2 separate regions of the Homo sapiens genome follow, and region 2 is linked to region 1. A link is an interaction called in ENCODE POLR2A ChIA-PET data of the cell type or tissue named here. Cell type or tissue: Panc1. All regions are shown on one strand.

What was found. Peaks named below come from ENCODE experiments on the same cell type or tissue, not always from the same donor. Only the 100,000 strongest peaks of a DNase experiment are listed, where the experiment ranks them.
Region 2: POLR2A ChIA-PET joins it to region 1 with 5 read pairs; 2 of 35 experiments call an interaction of 5 or more read pairs at or near these places.

The regions. Positions count from the first base shown.
Region 1 is chr12:1,316,800-1,320,799 of GRCh38, forward strand. All of the region lies in intron 15 of ERC1 (ELKS/RAB6-interacting/CAST family member 1), which reads left to right. Among named protein-coding and RNA genes, the nearest start is that of LINC00942, 180 kb to the right of the region's middle. In Panc1, no CTCF peak of the experiment used is centred here; no DNase peak of the experiment used is centred here; H3K4me3 peaks cover 306 bases; H3K27ac peaks cover 3,361 bases.
Region 2 is chr12:1,382,695-1,386,694 of GRCh38, forward strand. The region is part of intron 16 of ERC1 (ELKS/RAB6-interacting/CAST family member 1); the gene reads left to right. Among named protein-coding and RNA genes, the nearest start is that of LINC00942, 120 kb to the right of the region's middle. In Panc1, no CTCF peak of the experiment used is centred here; no DNase peak of the experiment used is centred here.

The sequences.
Region 1 (4,000 bases):
ACTGTTCACAATAGCAAAGACTTGGAACCAAACCAAATGCCCATCAATGATAGACTGGATAAAGAAAATGTGGCACGTGGCCAGGCATGGCGGCTCATGCCTGTAATCCCAGCACTTTGGGAGGCCGAGGCGGGTGGATCACCTGAGGTCAGGAGTTCAAGACCAGCCTGGCCAACATGGTGAAACCCCATCTCTACTAAAAATACCAAAAATTAGCTGGGTGTAGTGGCAGGCACCTGTAATCCCAGCTACTCAGGAGGCTGAGACAGGAGAATCGCTTGAATCCAGGAGGCAGAGGTTGCAGTGAGCCGAGGTCATGCCATTGCACTCCACCCTGGGCAACAAGAGAGAAACTCTGTCTCAAAAACGAAAAAAAAAAAAAAAGAAAATGTGTAACATATACACCATGGAATACTATGCAGCCATAAAAAAGGATGAGTTCATGTCCTTTGCAGGGACATGGATGAAGCTGGAAACCATCATTCTCAGCAAACTAACACAGGAACAGAAAACCAAACACCGCATGTTCTCACTCATAAGTGGGAGCTGAACCGTGAGAACACATGGACACAGGGAGGGGAACATCACACACGGCCTGTCGGGGGATCAGGGGCTAGGAAAGGGATAGCATTAGGAGAAATACCTAATGTAGATGATGGGTTGATGGGTGCAGCAAACCACCATGGCACATGTATACCTATGTAACAAACCTGCACGTTCTGCACGTGTATCCCAGAACTTAAAGTATAATTTTAAAAAAAGTAAATCCAAAAAAAAATTGCTGCTGTTGAATTAGGTTAACAGTTACTGAATATTGGGAGACTTTTTGAAACCTCACAGTTTGAAATTGGCATTGTATTTCAAATGTCTGCATACTGACTAGCCCCACTTTCACACAACCAGAGCTGAAAAGGATGTGAAAAAGACAATACTGAACCTAAGTCATCAGATTATATGGTGATCTTTGGATCTCGTCTAAATGAAAAACCAGCAAAGCAGCTTCAAAGCAGCAAAACACTCTCTATATACTTTCTTTATTCTTTAAGAAATATTTTAGTTAATCACCTAGCAGACTTGAGTGTCACATAAAGGGGCTTCTTCTATAGTTTCTCATAAATAATTTGCTGATTCTGGGAACTCTAAAAGGTAAATATTTTATGTAGCATGTGTATATTGTAAATTATTTATAAAAATGTTTTAAAAGACCTAATCCTGAAATAGTAAATAACTAAAAATTTACAAATACTATTCTCAAATAGTAAATAAGTATATATGAGCTTTCAAGTTAGAACTAAAATTTCCATGATGTGATATCTATTTTAAGATTTGTTTATCAAGGAATATTGTAATTTGGGAGGATTTTTTAAAAGCAGATTTTATTTTTTCTGCCCTTCACAAAAACTAAATCTGAGCCTTGGGAAATCAGGGCAGCTGCATCATGATGTGACTTGCCTGGGGTTTGGTATTTTGCTGAGATACCTGCCAGTTGGAATTAGAACCCTATGGGTATAACTAGGGTAGACTTAATTATTGGCTTACTGTATTTAAATCAAAATGAAAAGCTCATACAAAATTTTGTACCCGTACTCTGAAAAAATGTGGAACTGTTTTTGGACTAAAATTTTATAGCTTTTGTGGCTAATGAGGCATGAAATAAATTGGCAAGCTCAAACTGTTCGGAGTACAGTGGTACAGTGTGCATTTTCTAATTCCCAGCCCTTGGGATTCCAGCAAAGGTCACAAATTAAACAAAGTCAGGATTAATCAAGACTATAATCAAATAAAACTCAATCATTAATCCTCTTCTGACTTACAATAGAGTGATTGTGTAATTGTGTGAGAAGCACTGGAGAGGGCTCTTTTGTAGTGCGTAGGAAAATCAACATTAAGGTGTCAGACAGAAAAGTGAAACCCTGCAGGTGAAGCTGTCTCTGGAGCCAAGAGAAACTGGCAATTTATGCAGAGTTGCAAGTGAAGCTTTGGAGCATTGAAAGGCTGTTGGCACTGAGCTGCAGAGCGTGTGGGTCTCTCGGTGAGGCCTCCACAGAGATCAGTTTACGGGCTGCAGCAGGCCGTTTGCTGAGAAGCTCAGTGTTTGGGTGCAGCAGCTCCAAGCAACAGTCTCTCCAAGTTAACTGCCAGAAATTTACTGTGTAATTCTCAGCTCTTTGTAATTTTGAAGAAGAGGTTATGGAAAAGCATTTCCTCTGTGGGAGTAATTATGTGTCAGAAAATGCCATTCCTCAATAAAGGGGGAAGGTTCACAAAGCACAGAACTTTGTCCTATTTATTCCATGTTCCTGACTTCTGAACTGATGCTTGCTTTCTGCTATTTTATGTTCTATAGTGATACTTTCTTCATTTTTCATCCCTTCATCTCAAGTCAGCGTCAGTTTTATTGCTTTAAAAGTCAACAGTGATACTATCCAGTTCTGCTAAGAGTGAAACTTTAAGAATAAAATTTGATTTTAATTCATCCCTTATTATATGTGAGTATATTTTTTATATTCGCTTTAAGGATAGTATTTACCTCTGTTTGTTAGCTTTCTGCTTTCCTTCGTATACCAAATAGAAAAATTCTCATTCACTCACCCCCAAAGCATGTGCCTGTTATCACATGATTCAGTTTGAGTTTCTATATTACACAATTTCTGTTTCTTACATTGCTTTTTCCTATTTATGTACTAAGCTCTCTGTATATGCAGGATACTGTTAGGTATGATATGAGATATTTATTATTTTCTTTCAAGTAAATAAACAACCATTATCCATGCATAGCTGGTCAGTCCCATAAATTTTAGTACTAAAATATCACTTGGATTATTTTATTAGCAAGACTTTATTGTAATGATGTATTTCAGATTTTGTCTTTCCATTTAGGCTCATATATGTTACATTTTGGTATCATTATTGAAACAAATTCATGAATTGAGTTCATCATTAGAAAATGAAAGCCTCAGAATTTTGGTAATTGTTTTGGACCATCACAAAAATGTGCTTGGCATATTTAAATTCTGTATTTTTTTCCCTTACCTGTAATAACTTTTCAAAGTACCTAAAGCTATGATAGAAATGGAATAGCATATAGAATACTTGTGTGTGTGTTTGTATGCAGGGGGGCGGCTTCTTATTTTTACCTTTTTTCTGATTTTATATATACAATGTTAGATATATTGTTCTGCAATTTATATTTCAGTGGAAGAATATTCATGGTTATTTTTTAAAGTCAGCATAAAGATCTGTTGCATTCTGTTTAACAAGTGCTTTGTGTTCCAGTGTATAGATACTGCATTATTTATTTCATCCTTTCTTGGTTGAAGATTGTTTAGGTTATTTCCAGTTGTGTAATATTGCAGATAATACTGTAAAGAAAATCATTATACTTGCATCTTTTCACATATGTAAGCATATTTTTCTAGGATAGATAATGGAGTTGCTGGGTCAAAACATAATGGCGTATTTTATTTTGAAAACTGTTGCTCAAGCACTCTTATAAAAGGCTCTACCCCACATGTGCTCTCACCCAAATGTGTATGAAAGTGTGCATCTCCTTAATTGTTAGGTGTAGTGGATACTATCCATCTTTTACATTTTTGCTGACTTTTATATTTGAGATATCTTTCTACACCATTACTCACCCTTTTCTTTCCAGCAGAGTAGTATTCCATAGTATTATATTTAATTAGTCCTCCATTAATGAACATTTAAGTTACTTCTAACAGTTTGCCATTACATTCAATGCTACAGAATTTTAACAAATTTGTAATGCAGAATTTTCATAAGTATAAGAATAACCTTATTACAAAAGTCATTTCACATGTATGCAAGTATATCTGCAGGATAAATTCCAAAATGTAACAAAGGGAGTATGTATTTGTAATTCTAGTTGATAGTGTTTTTTTGGTTTTTGTTGTTTTTTTGAGACGGAATCTCACTCTGTCGCCCAGGCTGGAGTGCAGTGGCACGATCTGGGCTCACTGCAAGCTCTGCCTCCCGGGTT
Region 2 (4,000 bases), 66 kb after region 1:
GCTGTATCGTCTGCTAAAGGCTGACATTAAGAGTTTAAAAAGAAGCAAATCAAAAAGCATAAGAAAACGTGTGTAAAGATTGTTTAACTCTGTCTATAGAAATTTGCTTTTTTTATGAAAGTATTATTTTATTAAAAAATATTGCATTATGAAGATGAAAAAATCTTGGTTTTTTTGAATCCTTCAAAGAAATAGATCATATTTTGATGAATTCTGCTTGATTGGAGTTACTAATAAGTAGAAAGTCCAGAGGCTGGGAATGTGGGGAAACCTGGACTCATCCCAGGCTCCTTTCATCCATCTGTTGCATTTTTTTGTCGTCATTTCCAGATGTAGGAAAATCCCTCACAACAATTTGATAAGACTCTTCCCTTCATTTCCAGCATCAAATCTAACTTGCCTTTCCTATCGTCAAACTGCTGCCTTTTATGATGCCACAGGGAATTAATTTATAAATCTTCTGTGTTTCCTGATCCCTCTTGAATTGTCTCAACGCAGATAAATCAACCTAGGTTTCCTGCCCATACGCTGGTGCCCTCCTCTCCCTGTTTCTTCTGTGTCCATCAGGTGGTGTGATTTATAGCTGCCTTTCCTATGCTCATTGACCTTGGTCTGAGGATCTCATTAAGCATATGTAAAACTAGAAAGATTAGTTTGAGGGTCGTTCCCTCCTCCGTTAAACTTCTCTTGGTGGGAACCAGTCAGACCAATATATTCCAAAAATCTGTTCCTGCTGCCTCTTTTGGTCTCTTTTGAACTAATGTAGATACTCATTAAAAGCAAATGTGAATTAGACAAGTGTGGTGGCATGCGCCTGTAATCTCAGCTACTCAGGAGGCTGAGGCAGGAGAATCACTTGAACCTGGGAGGCGGAGGTTGCAGTGAGGCAAGATCACACCACTGCACTCCAGCCTGGGTGACAAAACAAGACTCTGTCACACACACACAAAAAAAGCGAATGTGGAATTAAATGATATTTGCATTCAAGGATAATAGGAGTGGTGTTAAACTAGAATATTAGCTGTCACTGAGTGCCGTTTTCAGAAGCTGTAATTTACATGACCAAATGTATTATCACATGACTTTCTGGAAAACAGTATTCACGCCATTAGTCATCTCAAGAAAATACTGTTTAACGTTTAGGCAGCTGAGCCCTATTTTGAGTTCTTTATGTGAATTAATTCATTTAATCATCACTACAGCCCTCAGAAGTGGAGTTATCCTCATTTTACAGAGAGGGAAAGAGGTTAAGTAACTTGCCCTAAGTCCCGTAGCTCATAAGTGGCTGAGCCAGGGCAGGATTCAGAGCCGATCATATCACTCCAGAGCTGACACTCCTGATCACTACACCAAAATGTGTTACCATCATTACAGCATGTGCTTTTGGTGAGAGATTTCAATAGCCTTCAGCCATATTATTAATAACCCCATCATACTCTGTTGTAATAAATAGTACTTTAATCTACCCTTATAAATTACAGTGAAAATATATACATTACTGTAAAGGACTGCCCCCAATTTTAAAAAATTAATTCAGAATCCTGACAGGTCAAACTGCTTTCTAAATCTTGTATTAAAAAGATGTCTTCTAATTTTAACAATTACCTTATAAATAGTTGACTGGATTAATGAACAGCTGTACAGCAGAGGAGAGGGTAAAATGATAAGCTGATTTTTAAGCAGCTAAGTTCGAAAATCTGTGTGCTCATAACCCTAAATTACCATTGGAAATAATTTTGTTATTAAAATACTATTACTGTCATGTATACATAGACAAGATGTATGCAAATCTGGTTCCAAAGTATTGCACAGCATTTATTAAGATAGTGTTTAGCCACCAGCATTTTTTTTAATTTTAAGAATCAATTAATTTGCATACTTAACAGCTCATAGAGATGAGTGATTGGAAAGCTGCTGAAAAGTTCATAGAAAATAGTGACTGTTGAAGAAAGAACATCTATCATACCTGAAGTTCAGTATTTTCCCCCTATATTTCAAAAGTTTTATGAAATATAAGAATTTAAATAAATAAATTGTTGAGCTTTAATACTAAAACAGTATTTGTGGTAGTTGGTTTTCAGGGTAGAGATGCTTAAAGTTTATGGTATTGCCAGCCTTGTTCCTGAATGGAGCATTTAGAATTGGATATGATGTTTTTCTTGGTCTCCCAGAAAATTACAACCTACTAATGGTTAAATCTAAAATTATGGGTTCTCAGAAAATAATTTGGAACATGTACAGTCTGGGCCTACCTAACTTTTAACAAGCTGATTCATTAGAAATATACAAAGAGATTGAATGGATATTACTGTGTTTAAATCTACATATGCACTTTACGAGTACACCCAAAGTGCACACCTGGAAACAAACACCAAACTGTCTCCTGAGACCCAGGTTATAAAACACGCTTAGAGAAGCCTGGTTGGTTCTCAGTCATTGGCCTGAAGCCAGTGAAAGGACACAGTTGCATCATATTCCCCTAGTCTACAGTGTTTAACATTTCTTAATTTCAATTTCTGCTAAATGAAAGATTCTTATAAATCAAGTTTTCTTTTCCTAACAAGTTTCCTCGCAATTACCTTCCTATCTTTTTTTTTTCTTTTTTTGAGACGGAGTCTCGCTCTGTCGCCCAGGCTGGAGTGCAGTGGTGTGATCACGGCTCACTGCAAGCTCCGCCTCCCGGGTTCACGCCATTCTCCTGCCTCAGCCTCCCGAGTAGCTGGGACTACAGGCGCCCGCCACCACGCCCTGCTAATTTTCTTGTATTTTTAGTAGAGACGGGGGTTTCACCGTGTTAGCCAGGATGGTCTCGATCTCCTGACCTCGTGATAACGCCCGCCTCAGCCTCCCAAAGTGCTGGGATTCCAGGCGTGAGCCACCGCGCCCGGCCCCTATCTATCTTATTATTGAGAAACAATAGCCAGGAAGAACAGAAGGAAACCTGTTTTTAAGGCTGGTTCTAGTTGAGCTAATTGCTATCTAGAGCTCTCTTTGTATTTAGACATCAAGACAACAGTCACAGCAATGTTCCCTAAGCCCGCATTGTCCTCCTGAATGGTAGATGAAATTACCAGCACCTGACTTGCAGCTCTTCTTATGGCTGTGCACTGAAGTAACTATTTCTCTTAATACATATTTTAACAATCTCAGATGAGACTAAGTGGGTCTCTTACTTTTGTGTCGTCTAGTAAGGAGCCATAACTGAAATATCCTCCTTTTTATTACCATAATGATATAACTATAGGAAAAGAAAAAACATGAGCCATGATTGACAGAAATTACTCTCCTTGTCAGAGATCATTTCCTCTGTTGCTTAAAGCTTCTTGCAATGCAGCCCTTTTTTTTTTTTTTTTTTTTTTTTTTGAGACAGAGTCTTGCTCTTTCGACCAAGCTGGAGTGCAGTGGCACGAGCTTAGCTCACTGCAACCTCCGCTTCCTGGGTTCAAGCGATTCTCCTGCCTCAGCCTCCCGAGTAGCTGGGACTATAGGTGCCTGCCACCATGCCCAGCTATTTTTGTATTTTTAGTAGAGACAGGGTTTCACCATATTGGCCAGGCTGGTCTCGAACTCCTGACATTGTGATCTGCCCACCTCAGCCTCCCAAAGTGTTGGGATTACAGGCGCAAACCACTGTGCCCGGTCACAAAAAAAATTTTAATTGAAATGCATGCAGCCAGGCATGGTGGCTTATACCTGTAATCCCAGCACTTTGGGACGCCAAGGCAGGCAGATCACTTGAGGTCAAGAGTTTGAGACCAGCCTGGCCAACATGGTGAAACCCCGTCTCTACTAAAAATACAAAAATTAGCCAGCCATGGTGGTGCACACCTGTAATCCCAGCTACTCCAGAGGCTGAGGTGGGAGGATCGCTTGGATCCAGGAGGCAGAGGTTGCAGTGAGCCAAGATTGCACCACTGCACTCCATCCAGCCTGGGCAACAGAGCAAGACTTCGTCTCAAAAAAAAAAAAAACATTAAAAAGTACACATGTCTAAGTATAC